2 separate regions of the Homo sapiens genome follow, and region 2 is linked to region 1. A link is a contact called in ENCODE Hi-C or POLR2A ChIA-PET data. All regions are on one chromosome and are shown on one strand. The core of a region is the stretch at or near the end of the contact, and the rest is flanking DNA. Distances in the headings are between cores, read along the strand shown.

The links. A loop is a pair of places that touch in the nucleus more often than their neighbours do. ChIA-PET counts read pairs that join two places held with the same protein, here RNA polymerase II (POLR2A). Pooled maps may share reads with other maps.
Region 2: POLR2A ChIA-PET joins it to region 1 with 14 read pairs in Panc1. The contact joins the promoter of CHN1 here to the enhancer-like site in region 1. A Hi-C loop is called at or near these places in 1 of 168 maps with a recorded cell type or tissue (endothelial cell of umbilical vein) and 1 of 50 pooled maps. POLR2A ChIA-PET finds 5 or more read pairs at or near these places in 8 of 52 experiments (BJ, Caco-2, H1 and 5 more).

What each region holds. Positions count from the first base shown.
Region 1 is chr2:174,968,320-174,973,807 of GRCh38, forward strand. The region is part of intron 1 of CHN1 (chimerin 1); the gene reads right to left. Among named protein-coding and RNA genes, the nearest start is that of CHN1, 34 kb to the right of the region's middle. Within about 2 kb of position 4,137, at least 5 of the 41 ENCODE cell types and tissues checked have a DNase peak (open chromatin) inside an H3K27ac peak, as active enhancers do; they include PC-3 and endothelial cell of umbilical vein, where a contact is called at or near this core.
Region 2 is chr2:175,004,088-175,010,411 of GRCh38, forward strand. CHN1 (chimerin 1) reads right to left here and starts at 1,294. Exons shown (of 13, transcript NM_001822.7): 1 at 807-1,294. The coding sequence starts at 825. RefSeq lists an enhancer at 464-1,010 and a silencer at 995-1,054.

The DNA.
Region 1 (5,488 bases), core at 2,887-5,386:
GGAACACAGAGAGGTTTGCCTTAGATTATAAACTGTAGAGCCAAATGTGGAATAAGGCAGCTCACAGCTGTAAGGAAGAAAGCAAAGTCAGACATGGAAGTAATACTGTGGCAACCACAAATGAGCGGAGTTGGATAATTCTAAAGCACGTTAACTATCCTAAAGTATAGTAAAATGCTTGGCATCTTTTAATTAACTATGCTTTTATGGCATACACAACAGAATAAGTTGCCAAGGGGCAAAAACTCTTTATAAATGAGAAACTGTGTTTCAAATTGATAGGTACTTGTTTTTCTTCCTGAGAGCAGAACCAGAATATGAAAGATCTGGGGCTGTAACGTTTCTTGCTGACACTTGCATGCAACAAGGCCTAAAATGAACATGTAATGGACTGGTTGTCTTGAAGAAGTTCCAGCAGTGTAGGGATATGAAAAACTAACAAGTATAATACCAACAAAGGTCCGTATTTTCTCAATTATAAAATCCAAATGCCTTCAAAAGTGGAAGTATTTTTATAACGCATTTGGCAGCAAAGCCTGGTCTGACCTGAACGTCAAAGTAATTTAATAACTCTTTATAACTCATTTGGTACCAAAAACCTCACCTGATCAATGTAAGAATATTTAGTCTTTATCCCATTGAATGTGACCATTTATTTCATTGCAGAAATACTAATGTGTGATTATAGAGTAATGCCTCAGACACTGTTTTGAATGTTATAAAATATACTATATATATGTGAAATGTACTACCTTTCTAAAGTCTGAAAAATCCTGCATTCCAGCACAAATCTGTCCCAAGGGTTTTGGATAAGGGATTACAGACCTGCTACTGTTATTAATATTTACAGCTGATCGTGTTAAAACATAAATCAGAATATGCCACTCTTCTGCTGCGTTCTCTCCAATGACTTCCTGTGTCTCTCAGAATAAAAGCCAAACTCTTTACAACTGCCTACAAAGACTGCTATTTAAAGAAGACCACAACAGTGGCATCATCTGGTAACTTGGAAATGCAGAAGTGCAGAACCCAACTCCCAACTACAAATCAGAATCTGCATTTTCACAAGACCAAGTCATGTGCACGCACACCAATTTTTCAGAAACACTGACCTACAAGACCTTGGGTGACCTGTCCCCACTAAGCCCCCGAGTTCATCTACTTCACTTCCTCTCACTCACTCTTCTCCAGCCTCTTTGTTCCTCTGCCATTCATCAGACATATAAGACACACTTCCACCTAGCTGTTTCTTCGGTCTAGAATCTTCCTGCCCAGGTGTCTCTATAGTTTGCTCCGTCACCTACTTCAGTTCTTGACTTAGTGAAGCCTTCCTTGTCATTTAAAAAGTTCAAAACCCCCTGACACTTCATACTCTTTTTTTTTTCTACTTAGTACTTCTTGCTATCTAAAATACTACATATTTTATCAATTTTATATTGTTGTTTGTCTCTCTACACCAGAAGGTAAGCTCGATGAGGGCAGGATTTTTTTGTCATCTGTTGTCACACTGCTGTGTTCTTACTGCCTAGAACAGTAATTGTCAGTGTGGTCTGTAAACACTTGTGGGTCACTAAGACCCTTTCAGGAGAGGTCCACAAAACCCAAACTATTTTAATAGTAATCTTAAGAAGGATTTTGCCTTTTTCACTACACTGACATTTGTACTGGTGGTACAAAAGCTATGCTGGGTAAAACAAAGCAGTGGCAATTAGGCTGTCACTGTACTTCACCAGTACACACTCACAGTAAAAAGAAAAATCGTTTAACCTAAGAAAGCCCTTGATGAAGCAGTTTTAAAGTATTGGTTTTGTTAAATTTTGATCCTTGAGTACACTTCTTTTGGTCATTCTGTTAAAAAAAAGTGAGAAGTGTGCATAAAGCACCATCTGTTGTTGTATACCAAGTATGATGGTTGTCTTGAAGAAAAGCACATCTGAGGTCATTGGGGTTGTGAGCTGAACTAGCTCCATTTTCATAATAGTCATTTCACTTGAAAGAAGGACTCACAAACTATGACTAATCAGACTTGGGTATTTAACAGGTATTTACTCCAGAATAAGCAAAGTAAGCTTGCGACTCCAACAAAAATAACTAACTGTATTTACTGCCAGTCACAAAAATTCAAGCTTTCAAGTGGAAATAAGAATTCAAGGAAACTTGTATCCACCACCATGAGCTTGACAGTTTGTTAATATTTAAAGATTTTTCCCATGAGATCGATGGTGATATTAAAGAACATGATTCTAAGATATATTGCATAATGAAATGTGTTAACATTCACAAGATTTACATAAATCAATGAATATTTTTGAAATGACAAACGTAGGATAATACAGTATCATGTGTGGGCAAAAGATCCAGTCAAATACAAGATAGAACAGGAGATCATAATGTACGAGAGTAAAAATGTCATTGATATGGTTTCAAAGTCTACATTGCAATTGACCTTTAAAAAACTACCACTTGTCAAGTGTTAGTGTAGTATCAAAGAAAGATATCTATAACTATTTGAAAAGATTATTAAAACACTGCCCTTTTTTCCAACTATATATCTGTATAAGGCCAGATTTTCTTCATATATCCCAAACAAAACAATATATTTCAAAAGCTGACTGCAAATAGAGAATCTAGCTCTCTCCTAAGCCAGACATTAAAGAGTTTATAAAAATGTAAAAGAATGACTCTTCTTACTACATTTAAAAATATAGTCATTTTTCGACTGGGCGTGGTGGCTCAAGCCTGTAATCCCAGCACTTTGGGAGGCTGAGGTGGGTGGATCACAAGGTCAGGAGATTGAGACCATCCTGGCTAACACGGTGAAACCCCGTCTCTACTAAAAATACAAAAAATAAGCCGAGCATGGTGGTGGGTGCCTGTAGTCCCAGCTACTCGGGAGGCTGAGGCAGGAGAATGGCATGAACCCGGGAGGCGGAGCTTGCAGTGAGCCGAGATCGTGCCACTGCACTCCAGCCTGGGTGACAGAGCGTGACTCCGTCTCTTAAAAAAAAAGTCATTTTTCATAAAATGTGTTATTTATGTTAACATGTAAGGAGTTTATTTTTTAATTGATAATTTTTAAAAACTTCTCAATTTTAATTTCAAATTCAGTAAATAGCAACACATATAACCCACATAACAAATGCACCTTAGGATTCTCAATGTTGTAGAATATAAATGGATCCTGAGATTTAAAAGTTTGAAAACCACTGGCCTAAAACAATAACTAGAACACAATAGTAAATTATGTTGCACTGAACACTTACAATGTGCCAGTCTTTTGTTAAATGTTTTTATACTTATTTATGTCTCAAAACAATGTTATAAGGTATTATTACTAGTACCATTTTATGCATGAGAAAACAAGTAATTGAGAGGGATCAAGGCACCTATTTAAAGTCACAAGGAGCAGAGCCAGTCCTTGAACCAAGATCATGTGCCTCCAGATCTCATACTCCTGACCAAAATTGATAGTATAATAAAGGAATGCTAAGTTAGAAACAAGGCAAACAGTGTCATCCTAGGTGACTACATCTAAAATTATCAAGGCAATAAGAAGAAGCCAAAATACAAAGCCAAATGAATTGGGGATTGAAGGGAGATAACCTAAGCAAGCTCATATGAGCAGGAGAAAGACCAGGTCACCTTCTCAGAGGCAGATGCAGATGCCTGAGGAAATACTTCAAGTGCAGTCCACAAGGGCCCGACAACTATCACTAGGCTAAACAATGAACAATAATAACCCTGAGGTATCTGGCTTCAAGCCCAGCTTCCAGGACAACAAGCTGGTATCCCTTATGGTCAGGTTCATTCACGATGCTATTAAAGTCTTCTCCTTGCTGCTACTGGTTTCCTTGTAGCTCAAGCTTGAGTATAACCTTCAATGAAATGTTTAGGATGTTCTCTGGTTCCCGTGTCCAAAAAGAGTTGTCATCTCACTCAAACCATCAAGTCCAAGAAATATCTTCTCTCTGACCCACGGCAGGGTGATATCCTGATGCTTCATCACTCCAATAAGCTTAGTGACAAGACAGGCACTTACTGTCTGCATCTCAAGAAGGAGTCCTGTAAGGTCAAGAACAGTAATCCCTAACCCAATTTCAAATTCCCCTAAGCTAAACATTCCTGCTAGAATATGCAGACAGACTTTCTAAAATCTTGGAATTTACACTTCCTGTAATATTTAGTCTATGAATCACTTTGTTGGGGATGATTAATAAATGAGTGATCTAGGATTGGGAAGAAAAAAAGAAGGTGAAGTGGGTGGCAGAGCAGTAGTCGTAGTTTGAGCTATGCAGCATTCAGACAATGGAAGTTGGAGCAAAGAAAGTAAAGTGAGATCTTGGAACTGTCCTCCTCACTCACTCTATTAGGAGGGAGGGAGGGTGGCCATAAAGTCAGGTTGATTCAGTGCCAAGGCTAAGCGTTATCACGTAAGGAATTATACTACATAACCTTATCAGAGAGAATGTTTAACAAATTCTGACTCAGCTATGCATAAGGAAGATCAGAAATAGAAAATATAACCCCTTAGTATGCATAATATCTGCATCCACAGAAAAAGTGAACTAATAAACATATTCTCCAAATTTTAAATGAGGGAGATCCTGAAAAGTTCCTAATATAATCACTGATATTCTCTTTTTCTAGTGTTCTATCCTCATTTTATATCAAATATAAAAAGAAAATTAAAGCTTTCATAGCTTTACTAGTGACCCAGGATCACCCTAACACTATTTTTGCCTTGAACTCTTCAGTTGTTCAACCACAAATTCTTCCACACTGGGTCATCACAGTAAAAGTCTAAGAGTTAGAAAGAGAATGCTGGATAACAATGATTATGCTCTCTGGTATCTTCCACAGTTGAATGGGCTACTGTGCAATCTGCATGCCTCCTTCCTACTATAACCCATGCTTCAACATATGATATGCAGAACTATCATGACAACATTTTGCCAGATCATGAAACAGAAAACATACATAATAAGCACAGTTATTCAGTGTTTTAGATGCCACAGAGCACTGTAAATCTTCCTGATGATATCAGTAGACCAACTCAGGCTGCTGGAAGCCCATTCACAAAACACGGTTTTTTCAGGAAGGGCAGAAACCTAGGCAGGAGGTGACAAAATATACTTCAAGGCCAGGGAAGCTAATGACTGAAAGTAAGTTCTGGGATATTTTCTATGCACAAGCAAAACAAGAGAAGACAAAGTGATGAAGAAGCAGCAGCAAAAGCAAGCAAAAGATGAAGGATGCCTGGGCACTTCACTTCTGGGTGCTCAGGAGGAAGAGAAGTTACACATTTTCAGCCAGGTTGATGTGAGTTTCAGGACTGACGATGTGGACCCACCCCACTTTGTGCTGCCAGCTTTGGCAGTGCAGGACAGCGGTGAGAAGTGTGGGCCCTGGAAGTCTGGAAACCTGTCTCTACCAGCACTTACTAATTGTGAGTCTGACCCAGGGCACGTCAATTGGACAAATGAATATT
Region 2 (6,324 bases), core at 44-2,543, 33 kb after region 1:
CTAATGTTCACATATTGAGTTTTCTTAAAGTCAGGTACGTATGTACCATAGTCGTTTTGTAAAAGGAAAGAATGTATCTTTTCAGTCCTTTTTCCCAACCCATTGTCATTGCAGACTGAGAAAAAAACAGCTTGAAGTCTTAACCACCAAAAGCAACAGTGCTGCAGTAATTACACCACAAAAATAACATTTCATTCTTAATGAATACTCAGTCTCCTGAGATTACAGTTATCTTCTGGTAACCAACTTTATTCTGTCTGCTCTCATTCGTTAGTGCAAACATTTTCAATTTTAACCCATATTCAGTTCACAAATCATACTTATTTCCAACGGAATATACTGAGTCCAAAAAAAAAATTCCCCAATAGTCCAACAGGAAGCAACACATGCATTTGGCAATTCCAAGGAGGCTGGGGACTCACAGATACCTCGTTCAAAATAAATAAACTTTCCAAGGATTTATTTACCGACGGGAAAGGCAGGTTTGAAAACAACCAGTTAACTTCACTCCCAAGTTGGCATCTTAGAGAATCTTTGTGCGTTTGCAAAACACCCAGGACCTCTGAGCCTCCCAGCCGAGAATTGGCCAGGGGAGCACACGCCCATCGGCCCTGCCGGGAGAGGAAACAATGGGAGAGGCGCGAGGGAGCAAGCCGGCGCCCCGGGCGCCCCAACTCTGCGGCCCCGGCCCGCCCCGACCCCACGCGCCGCGCCCCCTCCCCGGGCGCCCAGGCCCCCCAGGCCCCCGCCCCCGAGCCCCGGGACGCGGCCCACCTGCGGCGGCGCGGGGAGACGGCTGCACTTACCAAACAGGGTCAGGGCCATTGTAAAGGCGCTCGCCGCCGCCCGCGAGTCCAGGCGCTCCTCCCAGGCGGGCTAGGGATCACCTCATCAGCCCGCCGCACCCACACCTCGGAGAGAGTGGGGTGCCCGATGGGGCGTGCTGGGGGCGCCGGCGCCCGGGGAGGCTGCAGGCCGGGACGCGGGGGACCGCTGCAAGAAAAAGTTATTCACGCGTTATTGTCGGGCGCACCGGGCCCAGGGAGCCCCGCTAGCTCTCCGCGAGCCGGCACTTGTCGCTGCCATCAGGCGCGGAGCGTGCGCGCGGGAGGAGGTACCTGCGAGGCAGGAGGCTTGGCCGCGGCGCAGTGGCTGGCGGAGAGGCGGCGCCGCACTGGCGGCGGCGGCGGCGGCGACGGGGAGAGCAGCAGCAGCCTCGCACAGCCCCCGGCGGGGCGCGCTCACTCCGCATCCCGCGGCCTCGCAGACGCCATCTTGCGATAGCGTCTCCCACGAGCTCGGCCGCGCCGCTGCCTCCCGCCTCTCCCTCGGGCTTCCCGGTCGAGTGCGTTCCCATGGCAACGGGCGCGCGCGGGGGTAAGAGGGTGCGCCCTCATTCCCGCGGCTGCGAGGAGCCACCAGCGCCCCCCTGGAGGCGGCCGCCCGGAGCGGGATGGAGCGGGGCCGGTGTGCGTTTTAGCTGAAAGCCCAGGTTTTTTCTTGAATGGAATTTGAGGAGGCGCAGAGAGGAGAAAAACGCTGTTACTCGAAAGAGGAAGAGTCACAGGAGGATGCTGAGTGAACGCAGCGCCCAGGCAGGGTCATCTGGGGACCTGGTGCGTGTGAGAACATATTTCTTCTCCTGGCGCCCTCCAGGCTCACTGTGGCTGGAGCCGGTGACCTGAAGCTGCAGGGCTCTGGTAGGAACAGAGGCACTGAAAGCTGCATTCCTCTCCGTTTGGACTTAGGAGCTGCTAGTAGTTCTGATGAAATTGACACACATTAGGAAAAGGAGTCGCTTAAAAAGCATCTGAGATTACCTAAGATAATTTGTTAAAAGACCAATGCTTACACCTGATTTTCTTCCCTTTACATTATACCTCTTTGATATTGTCTCAAGGAAAAAAAAATCAGCATGTGTCACTGACTGGCACTTATTTGCCACAAAAGATTGTTCCCCTGAGCTTCTTGTATTTATCTGATAATCACTGGCAACGTCCTCCTTTCTGTGATGTTGTCTCCTCACCTCTGTCTCTGCCATGAGGAGCCATACAACGCCTTGAGATTGTCAGCCAAAAGATGTTCTTGAAAAGCTGGGTTATATGTTTTTCGTCGTTGTCGTTTAATGTATTCAAAAAGTCATTCTTCTCTAGTTGCTATATGTGTTCCCTGTTTAAGAAATTCCTTCTTTTTTCTTGTTTCTCTGCTTAGGGATTTGATACTATTTTGGTATCTGATCATGTAGATCTTCTCTTTGGTTCTCCTTTCTTTCTACAGGCGTCTTTCCTCTTAGTTCCTCAGGTTCCCTAGTGTCTTCTCTCCCATTTTCAAATAATTCTTTAAGAATATTATAGAAATATCTTGTATTTAATGTATCTTAGAGATCGAATCCTGATAAAGTGGGAGATTACTACAGTACTTCCAATGGAACCACAGTTAATTCACCATCATTATTTCAAAGCAGACTTAAGCATCAGAAGAAAAGCAGGTTGGAAGGAGGAGCCAAGCCTTTTGTTTCAAGTCAGTTAACTCAGGAAGAAAGAAATATTAAAATGATTCAACATGAATGGGCAAGTGTTTAAGATGCTATATGTTTGGAATTTTGTGATGTAAAATGGCTCTCTTTAGCCACTAATCAAAATACATCTTTAAAATCCCCAGAATTTAAAATCTTTCATGAAAATGGACTCTTGATTTTGAACAACCTTTCTGCTCATAAAAAATTACAAACACACAGCTCATGAAAATAAATGAGAAACTCAAGAAAGCTTTGTGGGATAGATTTTATAACCATATAAAGATTGCTGCTAATCTGCTCTGCAGCCAAATAAATCAGAAACCGAAGACTCCATTTACTGTTTCAACTAGTGGTCTTCAACATTTTTGGACCAAATTTCCTTTTGAGGCTCTAATGAAAATACTGTCCCTCCTCTTAGAAAAGTGCTTGCATACATACACACATTCACCGGAAATTTTTCACATAATTTCAAGGGGATTATGGGCTATTCAGGGACCTTAGGTGAGCCCCTGGAAGTGTTTTTTGTAATCTCAGAAAGTTTTTGCCTTTATAATTTAAAGGAAAATATTTTCCTTCAGAATAGAACCATTGAATTTTGAATAGGAAAAGACCAAAACTCCCATGATTTATAGGTAAAAAAATTGAGTTCCCCGTAAAAAGATTTTCCCAAATGTGTTCACCTATTTAGTAGCAGAACCAATGGGAAAATCTTAGATTTCTGGTGTTCTCACCGACCACCTTCCCTACCCACATCCCGCATCAATTTAGAGGTTGCATGGTTTGAATTTCAAAAGAAAAATCTGTTTAGTATTAGAAGCAAAATAACGAGAGTATTTTGTCCTTAGCCATTCTGCATAGAGTTTGGGAAGTTGCATTTTGTCTCAAAGAGTTTTTATTAACATGCCCTTCTACTCAGAACTATGTGTCCCATCATGCTAAAAGAGAAACAATGCCTTTCTCTCCTCTTTGTTAAGCTCTGTTAGAGCATCAAGGTTTTGGTGCTGCAGCTCAGCTTGCTAGTAGCTCTCTCCATCCCTTGAGGGGTTGTCCTGGGAGTGAGACAGAGAGAAAGGAGCTGCCCTGCACTCAGATTTACCCTCCCATCATACAGCCGGCCTTTGGTTACTAGACCAGCTTTCCACTCACTAGTTTGGCCAAATACAACTGAATCCTAGTGAAATACCCTGCTTAAACTCAAGTGAAGATCCTTTTCCTCTCCCCTTTCTACTCGCACACCCACGTACACACACACACACACAGCTGTTTTTAAGGTACAATTTGGAACAAAACAGTGTGAATGTTGCTATGTTTCCCTTTAAAGCATCCTGCTTTCCACGAGCCATTCCTTTCAACTGACTTCCAAATGGTTTGATGCTCTAACAAAATGCTCTCTATACTTGATCAAAGTGCCTGTCTTGGAAATAGTATTGGCTTTTAAAATAGCGTATTTTTTTCAATGAGCTATTCCTATTCTATTGCATGTGCTTCTTTTCTCACTTAGCTGAAAATAAAGCCACAGCCTTTCAGCTACAGAGTCAATGCAAGGAAGGGCGTTAACTGCTTGGAGGTGATTATTACGGGTGGTGACTTAGATTGTTTATAAAAGAAGGGCAAAGAATGAATTGACTTCTCAAAATATTTATGTTTTCATTCAATGATTTCATTTTGTGCTTAACATGCAAGTGCTTAGAAGAGCCAGATTTGTTTATTCGTTACTAACTAGCTGTCAGATTTTTAGACAAATGTTTTACTGTTTCTAGTTCTTATCTTCCTCCTTTGTAAAATGAAAGGATGGTACTAAGGTATCTCTAATGTCCCTTTTAGGTTTATCTGTCATTGTGTGATATTTTAAAATCTTTAAATTAACTGGTTTATGGATAAAACAGAGGACATTTTTATTTGAATCTTCAATATATTTAAAGTGCTGTTATATCTAAAGTTCATAAATACCTAATGTAATAAAGAAGTCATATTTTGTCAAACCAGTGGTACTGCTATTTCTTCTGCAATGTGTTGTACTAATAATGTTATATTAATCATGTAGAAAGCAACCTTTTTCTGGTTTAACAGGATTAAAATTAAAAGTGTGCACTGAACAACCCATTTCAAATTTACTAAAACAATTTCTCATTTTTATTTAAGTTTTGTTGACTAAACAGAACCTAGACAACCCTTTAAAATGGTTTTCCTACATTTTAAACTAATGACTTATCACAAGTGTTTTGAATTTCTTTTTGTTACCCATTTAGCTTCATTCCCATTGGTAAACATTGATTTGTTCCTCAGTTTTCAATGAAGCAGAAATTAATGAGGCGGTTTCTGCCTCACAATAACAAGTTAAAATTATAGTACTTTGTCATGTCAACACAGCTTTAAACACTAGGAATACCAGTGCTATTAGCACAGTTCCCAAAATAGTGCAGAAGTTTGCTAGTGAAGAGAAAAATGTTACACAGTATACTTCTGCTAAAGTTAAAATTAAGAAAGTTAAAATTATTTAAATATTCACAATATGTGACATTCTCTCTATCCCATATTTATGTTACTAGTTACAGTGTTTGTTTCCACTGTGTGAATTTGTTTAAAGTGGATTTGTTTTTGTTTTGAGACAGGGTCTCACTCTGTCACCCAGGCTGGAATGCAGTGGCACAATCTCAGCTCCCTGCAGCCTTGAGTTCGTGGGCTCTAGCAATCCTCCTACCCCAGCCTCTGGAGTAGCTGGAACCACAGGTGCATGCCACCACACTCGGCTAATTTTTGTATTTTTAGTAGAGACAGGGTTTGCCATGTTGCCCAGGCTGGTCTGGAACTCCTGAGCTCAAGCAATCCACTCCTCTCAGCCTCCCCAAAGTGCTGTGATTGCAGGCATGAGCCACTGTATCCAGCTATTTGGTCTGTTTGGTTTTTTGTTTTTTTTTTTTTAGACGGAGTTTCACTGTGTCACCCAGGCTGGAGTGCAGTAATCTCAGAGCTGACTGCAATCTCTGCCTCCCAGGTTCAAGTGATTCTCCTGCCTCAGCCTCCTGAGTAGCTGGGATTACAGGCATGAGCCACCACACCTGGTTAACTTTTTGTATTTTTTAGTAGAAATTGGTTTCACCATGTTGACCAGGCTGGTCTTGAACTCCTGACCTCAAGTGATCCACCTGCCTTGGCCTCCCAAAGTGCTGGGATTACAGGCATGAGCCACCGCGCCTAGACTATTTGGTTTGTTTTTAACAACGTTTTCCTTAAACACTTAATTCCGATTATTTTTTACCCCCCTTCTTGTTTTTTATCTCAGACTTTCTGAATTAATAACTTACCTGATATTTGTGTGGCATTCCATGATTTACAAATAGCACTTTCACAGGACAAAGACATATGCACACAAGTAACTAAGGCAGCACTTGCCTCAAACATAAGGATTTAGACCATAACACTATTTATGACAAAAATAATATTTATGTCATAAACTGTAAAATTGCCCGTTAAGCTTAAATAACTCAATGTTTAGGAGAATTATTTGTGTTCTGTTCACCACCAGAGGGTGCCTAAATTATAATAGTAATATTGGGCCTTAGAAATGAAGTAAAACTCAATTTGAGAAATACATAAGAAACCTTAAGAATTTAAAACTTTCTCAGTTCCCCTACACAGTGCTTGCTATAGTAGCAGAAGATAGTCACCAAAAATATGCTAAAATGAGAGGTGGCTATCATCTGGCTAGGCGCAGATTAGGAATTGGATTATTACTGAGGAAACACTGCTCAGCTCTTATTATATCACTTCCGAAGTAAAAAGAAAATGTGTTTGTAGAAGCTGTG